Regions from separate parts of the Homo sapiens genome. Here region 2 is linked to region 1. A link is a loop called in an ENCODE intact Hi-C map of the cell type or tissue named here. Cell type or tissue: MCF 10A. All regions are shown on one strand. Each heading gives the region's core, and the rest is flanking DNA. Links, peaks and the distances in the headings are about the cores only.

Region 1 (6,366 bases), core at 755-5,754:
ACCAATTCCTGGAAGTAAAGTATCATCTCAGGAAAGTCAAATACAAAGCAGATAAAGTAATTTAAGCTGACAGCATAATCCTTTTGTGTTAAATTAGGAATAAACTGTATCTTTTTGTATTTAAAGTGCTTGTACTGGTTACGATAATTTGGCAAATTAAAGGATATAGACCTTATGATTCCAAATTAAAATATGTATTTTACTACCTGATTTTAGATTACATATATTTTAGTTAAAAATAAGATAATTTTATACGGCTTACATAATCATGGAATATCTCTGAGAAATTAAGATCTATCATATTTATAAACTGAATTTGTGGCTGGGTGCAGTGGCTCATGCCTGTAATCCCAACACTTTGGGAAGCCAAGGCGGGCAGATCACGAGGTCAAGAGATCGAGACCATCCTGGCCAACATGGTGAAACCCCGTCTCTACTAAAAATACAAAAATTGGCTGGGTGCACACCTGTAGTCACAGCTACCCGGGAGGCTGAGGCGGGAGAATCGCTTGAATCTAGGAGGCGGAGGCTGCAGTGAGCCGAGATCATGCCACTGCACTCCAGCCTGGCAACAGAGTGAGACTCCGTCTCAAAAAAAAAAAAAAAAAAAAAAATTTGTTAGACCTTAGTAGGATGGTTTAAGTAGTTAGAATGGTTGGTTGGTCAGTTCAGGCAACATTAAAAAAATTAATATTTTGAATTTAATACTGTAGTATAAAACATTTGAAGGAATTTAAGTGATGATGGGACCAATTGTTTAAGGGACTTTGGTCTGTTGAATGTGAGTGGATGAATTGTTAAGGTTCCCCCTTGAACATGACTATGAAACTCTATTAGATTTATAAAAATAATGTTGAGGTATGTATAAAGATAACTTGAAGACTTAACAAAAACTGGGCCGGGCATGGTGGCTCACGCCTATAATCCCAGCACTTTGGGAGGCCGACGTGGGTGGCTCACCTGAGGACAGGAGTTCGAGACCAGTCTGCCCAACATGGTAAAACCCTGTCCCTACTAAAAATACAGAAATTAGCCGGGCATGTAATCCCGTACTACTTGTAATTACAAGTACCTGCCTGTAATCCCAGCTACTCAGGAGGCTGGGACACAAGAACCACTTGAACCTGGGAAGCGGAGGTTGCAGTGAGCTGAGATTGCACCACTGCACTCCAGCCTGGGCAACAGAGCAAGACCCTGTCTCAAAAAAAAAAAAAAAAAAAAAAGGTCGAGCATGGGGGCTTACGCCCATAATCTCAACACTTTGGGAGGTCGAGGTAGGTGTATCACGAGGTCAGGAGATGGAGACCATCCTGGCCAACATGGTAAAATCCCGTCTCTACTAAAAATACAAAAATTAGCCCAGTGTGGTGGCGTGCACCTGTAATCCCAGCTACTCAGGACGCTGAGGCAGGAGAATCGCTTGAATCCGGGAGGCGGAGGTTGCAGTGAGCCGAGATTGCGCCACTGCACTCCAGCCTGTGAGACTCTGTCTCAAAAAAAAAAAAAGACTTAACAAAAACTAAATTTTAGAATGTGTATGGGTTTAATAAATTAAGATTAATTTTTAAATAATTTAAAATACTAATTTCAGCTAGCAAAATAACAACAAATGTCTTCTCTATGCATAAGTACTATTTGCAGAGATTCTAAGAAATTCATCTTGACAGCAAGCAGTGTTCATCACTGGCATAATAATCAGAGAAGGGTTTGCTACTCTGGGCTGTAATAATTATCACCAACATTTCCTGAGCTCTTACTCTCTGCTGGGCCCTGTTCTGAGTACTTTTCATGTGTTAACTCATTTGATTCTTCCAACAACCCCGCGATGTTGAGGATTTCATTGCTTTCATTTTATAAAAAGAGAATTAAGACTCAGAGAGATTGAATTATTTGCCTAAGGTCACACAGCTTATGTAAGTGGTGGAGCTGGGATTTGAACGAAGGCAGTTATACAATATAAACAGACTTTGAAGAGGAAGCCAGGTTTACTGTCTCCATGTTTGCAATATTTAATACTTATACACTGGGGCCAAGATGACTATCAGAAATATTTCATTTAAAAGATACTGTATTAATCATAATAGTCACAGTGTTGACTGCTGGATGTCAAGGTTATATTTTTTTCTTCAAAAATTTCTATAATAGTTTTAAATTATAATATTTCTTTTGGTTGTTGTTGTTGTTGTTTTTATTTTATTTTATTTTTGAGACAGAGTCTCACTGCAATGCCCAGGCTGGAGTGCAATGGCATGATCTTGATCTTGGCTCACTGCAACTCCCCCTTCCCAGGTTCAAGCGATTCTCCTGCCTCAGCCTCCTGAGTAGCTGGGACTACAAGCATGCACCACCACACCCAGCTAATTTTTGTATTAAATTATATTTCTAAATGCAACTGCAAACAATATAGAAGTACCTATGATAGTAAGTTAATACTCCTTTCCCCAGAGTTAACATTAACAGTTCAGTATACATCCTTAAAGACTTTGCTCTACTCACATACAAAATCACACTCTTAAATACTCCATGCCTATGTGTAGATTGCGACCTTTTAATTAATGAATCCTAGCGCTATTTCCTTGTAAAAACAGATACCTCTACCTCATTTTTCCTTCAATTAATAAAATATTTCATAAACTTATTTAAACTTATTTAAAACTTATTTAAACAGACTTTTGATGGCCATTGTGTTGTTTTCAATGTTTCACTATTAAAACCAGTGCTGGTGGGCGCAGTGGCTCATGCCTGTAATCCTAGCACTTTGGGAGGCCAAGGACGGTGGATCATGAGGTCAGGAGATGGAGACCATCCTGACTAACACGGTGAAACCCCGTCTCTACTAAAAATACAAAAATATAGCCGGGCGTGGTGGTACGCACCTGTAGTCCCAGCTACTCGGGAGGCTGTGACGGAAGAATTGCTTGAACCCAGGAGGTGGAGGTTGCAGTGAGCCAAGATCACGCCACTGCATTCCAGCCTGTGCGACAGAGACTCCATCTCAAAAAAAAAAAACACACCCACACAAAAAAAATCAGTGCTTATACATGACCACTCATATATTTTTATGCATGTTTATTTCTGTAAAATCAATTCCTAGATGTACAATTTTGATCATAGAGGCATTCTCATTTTTAATTTTGATAAATATTTACCAGATTTCCTCCTAATAGGCTGTATTAATTTTCACTGCGGCTTTAAGAATTTAAAATACTTTTTAATCTCATGATTAAAATCCTGGTCAATTAAAAACAAGAACAAGGCGGCCAGGGGTGGTGGGTCACCCCTGTAATCCCAGCACTTTGGGAGGTTGAGGCTGGTGGATCACCTGAGGTCAGGAGTTCGAGACCAGCGTGACCAACATGGAGAAACCCTATCCCTACTAAAAATACAAAATTAGGCAGACATGATGGCACATGCCTGTAATCCCAGCTACTCGGGAGGCTGAGGCAGGAGAATCACTTGAACCCGGGAGGCAGAGGTTGTGGTGACCCGAGATCGAGCCATTGCACTCCAGCCTGGGTGACAAGAGTGAAACTGTTCATCTCAAAAAAAAAAAAAAAAAACCAGCATTCATAAAAAGACTGTAACTCATATATTATGTTATGGCATTCCATAACATAATATGACTATGATGCATAAGTCAGCCAGCATCTGGAAAAGAGTAAAAGCAAGGTTCAGTGAAAGCTGCTGAACTCTAGAAGGTACGCTGGGTTGACCTTTCTTAAATCTCCTTCCAAAATTCCATTCCAGAGTCTCTGTTGCCATCTGGTGGCAATGCCTGCTTGGTGAAACCTCTTACATATGATTTCCGAGAAGTCATTCATGATACAGATAGTTACTTTCTGTACATCATAACAGCACAAGGCGTTATTTCATCATTCTTCATTACTAAATGCATTTTTTAAAATTGCGAAAGAATCAGGTTGCTTCTACATTATTTCAGTTTCTTGAGACAATTAGCTCCCAGAGCAAGTACGTACCAAAAATGTACAACCTATGTTTTTCTAACAAACTGTCTTCCATAGGTGGGCTCTTTTCCATTAACAGACTTTTGCTTCCATAGGCAGCAAAGCATATAAACTTTGTCCTTTTTTTCCTCTTATAATCTCCAAACATTAAATGAGTCATACAAGTACAGTTGACCCTTCAACACTGCAGGAGTTAGGGTCACTAATCCTCCACACAGTTGAAATCTGCATATAAATTTTGACTCCTCCAAAATTTTATTTTATTTTATTTTATTTTACTTTATTTTATTTTTGAGATGGATTTTCACTCTTGTTGGCCAGGCAATCTCGTGCAATGGCACGATCTCGGCTCACTGCAACCTCCCCGCTTCCCGGGTTCAAGCGATTCTCCTGTCTCAGCCTCCTAAGTAGCTGGGATTACAGGCATGTGCCACCACGCCCGGCTAATTTTTTTTTTTTTTTTTTTTTTTTTTTTTTTTTTTTTGAGGGGGAGTCTCGCTCTGTCACCCAGGCTGGAGTGCAGTGGTGCCATCTCGGCTCACTGCAAGCTCCGCCTCCCGGGTTCACGCCATTCTCCTGCCTCAGCCTTCTGAGTAGCTGGGACTACAGGCACCTGCTACCACACCCGGCTAATTTTTTTTTTTTTTTTTTAATGGAGACGGGGTTTCACTGCGTTAGCCAGGATGGTCTTTATCTCCTGACCTCATGATCCACCCGCCTCGGCCTCCCAAAGTGCTGGGATTACAGGCGTGAGCTACCGCGCCCAGCCCTAATTTTGTATTTTTAATAGAGACAGGGTTTCATCACGTTGGTCGGCTGGTCTTGAACTCCTGACCTCAGGTGATCCACCCGCCTTAGCCTCCCAAAGTGTTGGGATTACAGATGAGAACCAGATATTTAAGGCCATGAAATTTAAATGTATTTGGCACTTAAATGGAAATTTCTGGCAATAGCTGTCCCTTCAACCTAAAACAAAACTATACTAAAAGACAGACAACAAAAATATAAGCCAGGGCTGGGCGCGGTGGCTCACGCCTGTAATCTCAGCACTTTGGGAGGCTGAGGCAGGTGGATCACCTGAGGTCAGGAGTTCGAGACCAGCCTGGCCAATATGGTGAAACCCCATCTCTACTAAAAATACAAAAATTAGCCGGGCATGGTGGCAGGTGCCTGTAATCCCAGCTACTCGGGAGGCTAAGGCAGGAGAATCGCTTGAACCCCAGAGGTGGAGGTTGCAGTGAGCTCAGATCACGCCAAAAAGAATTCTAGCCCCTCTCATCTTGACTTGGTGGCTAGTGCCCTTTTATTTGTTTTATGAGAACAATTTAGCCTTTTGGGAAGGGCTGTTATATAAACTATCACTAAATTCCTTCCCAAAGCTAGTTTGGCCTATGCCCAGGAATGAACAAGGACAGTTTAGAGGTTAGAAGCAAGATAGGGTCAGTTAGGTCTGATATCTTTCACTGTCATAATCTTCTCAGTTAATATTTTTGCAAAGGCGGTCTCAGTCAGGGTGAAATGAAATGGTGATAACATCTGTGCTGCACCATAAAAAAGAACGAGATCATGTCCCTTCTGGGAACATGGATGGAGCTGGAGGCCATTATCTTTAGCAAACTAATGCAGGAACAGAAATCCAAATACCACATGTTCTCCCTTATAAGTGGGAGCTTAGTGATGAGAATACATGGACACAAAGAGGAGAACAGACACTGGGATCTGTTTGAGGGTGGAGGGTGGAAGAAGGGAGAGGATCAGAAAAGATAACTATTGGGGCCATGCGCGGTGGCTCACACCTGTAATCCCAGCACTTTGGGAGGTTGAGGGCTGGAGGATTGTTTAAGCCCAGAAGTCCAAGACCAGCCTGGGCAACATGACGAAACCCCGTCTCTAAAAAAACACAAAAATTAGCCAGGAGTAGTGGCACATGCCTATAGTCCCAGCTACTCAGGATGCTGAGGTGGGAGGATCACTTGAGCCTGTGAGGTGGAGGTTCGGTGAACCGAGATCATGCCACTGCACCCCAGCCTAGGCAACAGAACAAGACTCTGTCTCAAAAAATAACTATTGGATACTAAGCTTAGTACCTGGGTGATGAAATAATCTGTACAACAAACCCCTGTGATACCAGTTACCAATATTGAAATGCTTCATTCTCTTTCACCCATTCATGAGAAATAATTATTTCTCCCTTGAACCTCACAGGTCTTTGTAAATGCCTCTATTACCACATTGCATTTCAATTATGTTCATATGTAATGCAAGCCATTAGAATGCCAAACCCTTGTGGTTCAGTCTTGATGTGATGTCATGATTAAAGAGGCACAGGCAGACCAAAAAAAAAAAAAAAAAAAAAACTATGCTGCAGAATCACAGTTACTGAGGCCTCACTCGTGGTGAA
Region 2 (5,634 bases), core at 635-5,634, 53 kb before region 1:
TGAACCACTGTTCTCAAATGTCTTGACTGGACCAGAATTCCCAATAGTGGGATGCCTTCTGCACAGAACTTCTCAATGCTATGGAAAAAGAGAAAGGCACTGAATACACAAGGGAGCTGGTTCATAAAATTCTGTTCTTCCAATGAGTTATGAGCCTTCAATACCTTGGGTTATCTCAGGTCTCCAACACATGTTTTATACCCAATCTTCACACAGAAATACTAAACCCAGAATTCTAGAATTGCAAAGAAACTTAAAAGTTAATCTTTATTTTCATTGTATGGATGAGGAAGGTGAAGTATCATGCCCAAATTCACATAATTTCCTAGAGTAAGGTCAAAATGAGAACGCCAGTTTGCAAATTTCTAATCCAGAGTGCTCTCTACTACCATATTTTATTTCTCAAAAAGAGCTTCTCCTAAGAGCCGTAGGGACTCTCCTTGTCTGGATATTCCCACAAGGTATCACAGCAAAGAGGAGACTCAAAAGTGACCTCAATCTGTCAGTACAGGTTGACTATCCCTTAACTGAAATGCTTGAGACCAAGTATTTTAGATTTTGGAACACTCGTATCATACTTAAAAGCTGAGCATCCCTAATCCAAAAGTCCCAAATCCAAAATGCCCCAATGAACATTTCCTTTGAGTGCAATGTCAGAACTCAAAGTTTCAGATTTTGGAGCATTTCAAAGTTTAGATTTTCAGATTAGGGATACTCAACCTGCATAAACTGCAAAATTCTGCTAAAACCAATTTGGCATAAAAGTTTTATTCTCTGCCTCACTTCAAAGAATCTATCCTTAAAAAATAATCTCAAATACGGAAAAAAATATAAAATATGATCCATATAAAGAGGCGCTTTTCAGGTTTATTTTTAACTCTAAAACTGAGAGGTTGAAAATGACTTAAGGCAATTTTAGAAAAATCCTTTCAATTGGAAATATTATTGTATCATTTTAAAATAATACACATGATGACCAAAGGCAATGTGGAAAAACACTTCTGCTATAAAGATACTAGGGAATAAGACATAAAATTTTATACTCATGATCATAACTACTAGTAAAGAAAAGTTATTTGTGGAGGCGAATACAGGGACAATGTCACAACAAAAGAGTCATTGTACAAGAGTGGCAGAAGTGAGTGGCTTTTTCTCCACTTTCCTAATTCTGCAGTTTGGTTATACTGCTTTAATTCTGGGGGAGAAAATCATTTCAAAAAATAAAGTAATTGTGCAAAGGTTATGCCACAAGGAAGCTACTTACAATTGTAAAGTGAAAAACTAAGGATATAAAATTATACATACATCTTTAAAAAGATCAAAGGAAAAATGATGGATGAAAATAAACAGAAAAAAAATCAATGATTTTATGATGGGAAATATTCTGGGTGATTTTCTGACTTCTCTACAATGTCTGTAATATTATATTCACAAACAACTTATGTCCCTGCCTACTCCACCCATACCTAAGATTGTTTTAAGTTACTTCTATATTCCAGTACACCTAATCCCAAATGCCCACCATGGAGTTTTACACTAGAGATCAGCCCTGAGAGGAAATGCTCATTCTCACTCTCACTCCCATTCAGGATTCAGTGATCAGCACAAATCAAAAGTTATCTCTAGAGAGAGCCCACAGCAGTATCAGTGAATAAAGGGCTATGGTCCCAGAATGGATACAAGAAATTCGAGAAATCATAAAACACTTAAGTTCAGATAACTGCACTCAAGAGAATCACGTCAGACACTGTTCTAGGCATGTTACATGTGTGGTTTTTTTTTTTTTTTTGAGACAGAGTCTCGCTCTGTCGCCCAGGCTGGAGTGCAGTGGCGCAATCTCGGCTCACTGCAAGCTCCGCCTCCCAGGTTCACGCCATTCTCCTGCCTCAGCCTCCCGAGTAGCTGGGACTACAGGCGCCCGCCACCACGCCCGGCTAATTTTTTGTATTTTTAGTAGAGACGGGGTTTCACCGTGTTAGCCAGGATGGTCTCGATCTCCTGACCTCGTGATCCGCCCGCCTCGGCCTCCCAAAGTGCTGGGATTACAGGCGTGAGCCACTGCACCCGGCCTACATGTGCTCTGACTCACTTAAGCCTCATAAAGTAAGTTTGGTGTTATTAGTACTCCCATTTTAGAGATGGGAAACCTGAAGTACAGGAAGCCGTTAATAACACTAGAGCTACTGGAAACAATATAAAGAGTATGTTCCTAAGGACCCTTATCAGGTCTCCTCTTTTCTAAATCAATTCTACCTTCTTTTACTTAGCTTTCAAATCTCTCCATAATTTGGCCCAACCAAACACCTGATCACCTCCATTCTCCAACATGAATCACAGGCGTCAGTGAGAAGTGTTTCCTCATCATTTCCCTTCCTCTCCCCTTACCCACTCAGACACCTGAGGCTCCTTTCCACATTCATTCAACCCACCAGCATTTGTTGAATACCTACTAAGTATAAGATCTAGAGATACACAATTGAACAGGACAATGTCCCTACCTTCATAGAGCAAACAGTCAATGAGGAGCAGGGGAGATTACAATGACAATAAAACACAGTGAGTGTGCTGTTCAGAATGTACAGGGGCTGCAGGTGGCAGGAGATGGCCCTTGAAGTAACTGTGGGCACTAAGTAACTGTAAGAGGAACACAACATCACTCTGCTCATCAGCCTAGGATGTTGTCTTAGTCCATGTTGCACTGCTATAAAGGAATACCTGAGACTGGGCAATTAATAAAGAAAAAAAGGCTTATTTGAGTCATAATTCTGCCGGCTGGAAGACTGGGCATCTGGTGAGAGCCTCAGGCTGCGTCCACACATGGCAGAAGGCCAACGGGAGCTGGCAGGTTCAGAGATCACATGGTGAGACAGGAAGTGAGGAGGAGGCGGGGTGCCAGGCTCTTCTTAACAACCAATTCTCATGGGAACTAAGAGACAAGAACTCATTCATTACTGAGAGGATGGCACTAAGACATTCATGAGGGATCAGCCCACATGACCCAAACACCTCCCATTAGGTTCCATCTCCAACACTGGGGATCAAATGTCAACATGAGGTTTAGGGGGACAAACATCCAAACTGCGACAGATGTCTTGTCTAATTTAAGACTCCTTTCCAAAAGTCAGCTCTTCCATGAAGGTATCCCACCATACTGATCTCTCCTTCCTTTACATTCTTTCTGCTCAGCTTCTAAGTAGTTCTCAATCCAGGGTGTACATTAGAGATACTTAGAGAACTGGCCCCCAGCCCACTTAGGCCAGGATTCTCACCCTTTTCCCTGCACTGGGATTTTTAAAAGGCTCCAAAAGTGAATCTAAAGAACAGCAGAAGTTGAGAACCACTGCTTTCCACACATCATCCAGCCTGCAATTATATTCTATAGTACTGCCGATTTATTTATGCCTATCATCTCAACAAAACTGTCAACAACCCAAGGAAAGCTATCAAACAATTCTTTATCTCTCCTACTTCATAGCACAACGCTGAAGACTACAGCTGATTGCAACTGGTATCCCACTGAAATTACACTTACTGTGGAACAAGATGTTGAAATGAGGATGCTAAAAAGTGTTACAGTGAGTCTAAAACATAAGAATCAGAAAGCAGAGGTCAAAGAGTGTGAAGACAAATAAATAGACTAGAAAAAAATTAATGCATAAGAAAAGAATCTTTAAAGAGAAGGATGTTTAATCAACTGAGAAGTCATTCATGCATTCAATTATTTACTGCACCAGATATAGTCTTCATCACTAGTGATAAAATGGTAACACAAGACAAATGCCATTCCTGGGCACTTCTCTCATAGAAGTTATATATAACTGAATCTCTGAGAAAATTGAACAGATTAACTATGATATAGTGTGATAAATGCTCCAGTAGAAGACATACAGACAGCTATGGGCTCATATCAGAGAGGCATCTGACCTAGTCAGGCATTTCATTCTTCTAGACAGTTAAGGGGACCTCTAGTTAAGAAAACCAAACACCACATGTTCTCACTCATAGGTGGAAATTGAACAATGAGAACACCTGGACATAGAGCAGGGAACATCACACACCAGGGCCTGTCATGGGGTGGGGGGCTGGGTGAGGGATAGCATTAGGAGAAATACCTAATGTAAATGATGAGTTAATGACTGCAGCAAACCAACATGGCACATGTATATGTATGTAGCAAACCTGCACGTTGTGCACATGTACCCTAGAACTTAAAGTAAAATTTAAAAAAAAAAAAAAAAAAGCCTGAGTTGGGCTACGATCAATTTTTCAAAAATTTTACTACAGGTGATCAATTATTTTTATTTGATCACAATTCTGAGGAAGACAGTACGAATCTACTGCTGACACGAACATTCCACTCCAGGAGACAAGCAGAACTCTCTTCATAAAGTAACATTTAGGTGACTTGCTTGTACAAATCTGAAGTATGTGAATTTGGGCAGCATCTCCCCTTGATAAGCTGTTAATCAAGGATTATTATTTGGCCCAATTGCTCCGCAATAGGTTTGACAGAGGCCTCAGAACTTGGGATATGAAACATAAAATTCTAGAACTATCTGCAAGGTTCAGTAACCCTAGTGGTTCAGCCCAACACTGTACCTGTGGCCCACAGCTGTCATAGATAAGGCTAGATAACAGCCAATGGGCATGCCCGCTTTCACAGCCTTCAAGAGAGGATGAAACGTGGGTGACTCTGTCATGTCAGGCACAGTGACGGAGAAGGGAACAGCTGGACAATTCGGCTGTATTCCATAATCGTTTTTGTGCAGTTTTAGCCTCAAGATTAAATTCCAGGCCCATTGGTTAAATGAGGTCTCGGGTGTCTCTCCATATCGAACAATACTGGCCAAATATGAAACCTAAAACAATTATTTATTTTGAGCCACATTAGTCACACACAAATTAAATCAGTAAGCTCATACACTCATCTCCTTTTGTGACCAACAATGCCCTCAACGCAGAGGAATATTCTACTTGCTGGTCTCCAATTAATGTTCACTGCACTACATCAAAGCAATTTTTCACTCGCAACTTGCGCTTACTTGCTAGTCACTTTGTGAACCTGATCTTAGCTCATGTAAAAGAAAAGTGACATAAAAGTTGATACTCAATGAATAGTGTGCCGATAAATAAGTTTAACCATCAGGACGGAGGTCTCATATATAGCGCTTGTCAATTTTGGTGGTGTAAAAATTCCCACCATGGTCAATTTTAAGCTACCAATGGTTTAATAACCTGGCTTGCAAAGTTTCTAAAAATTTAAGTCAGTTCTCCAGAGCCAGTACAACCAAGCTCTAACACACCACTGCAGTTCAATTCAAATTCTGTAATATTAGAATAGTTATATACAGGCTATTTCTTAAAGAAGAATCTTTATCAAACCATAGAAGTCAATTATAACATCTTAAATTGCTAGAAATGTTCTTAGGATACCTAATGGTCAATAGTATAAGTCTATCATCTTTATTTCTAAATGTCTTGGGAAGATAAAGATTCATGTTTCCAAATCAGAAGAGAAGGAAATACCTGCTTCATACTTTCAGAGAGAATCCCAGCATATGGCTTCTGTGCAAGGTACTTCTGATAAGCTTCAAGAACCATTAAAGCCACTTCAGCATGGACTGCTTGATCCAG

The links. A loop is a pair of places that touch in the nucleus more often than their neighbours do. Peaks named below come from ENCODE experiments on the same cell type or tissue, not always from the same donor. Only the 100,000 strongest peaks of a DNase experiment are listed, where the experiment ranks them.
Region 2: a loop joins it to region 1, with 6 times the contacts of the local background. A loop is called at or near these places in 22 of 110 quality-filtered maps.

Annotation. Positions count from the first base shown.
Region 1 is chr18:45,970,507-45,976,872 of GRCh38, forward strand. No RefSeq gene overlaps it. Among named protein-coding and RNA genes, the nearest start is that of EPG5, 6.4 kb to the left of the region's middle. In MCF 10A, for the core only: a CTCF peak has its summit at 3,766 (motif pointing left); a DNase peak (open chromatin) is centred at 3,765.
Region 2 is chr18:45,917,742-45,923,375 of GRCh38, forward strand. EPG5 (ectopic P-granules 5 autophagy tethering factor) reads right to left here. Exons shown (of 44, transcript NM_020964.3): 15 at 5,527-5,634; 16 at 4,600-4,859; 17 at 1-78. Among named protein-coding and RNA genes, the nearest start is that of EPG5, 47 kb to the right of the region's middle. In MCF 10A, for the core only: no CTCF peak of the experiment used is centred there; a DNase peak (open chromatin) is centred at 2,840.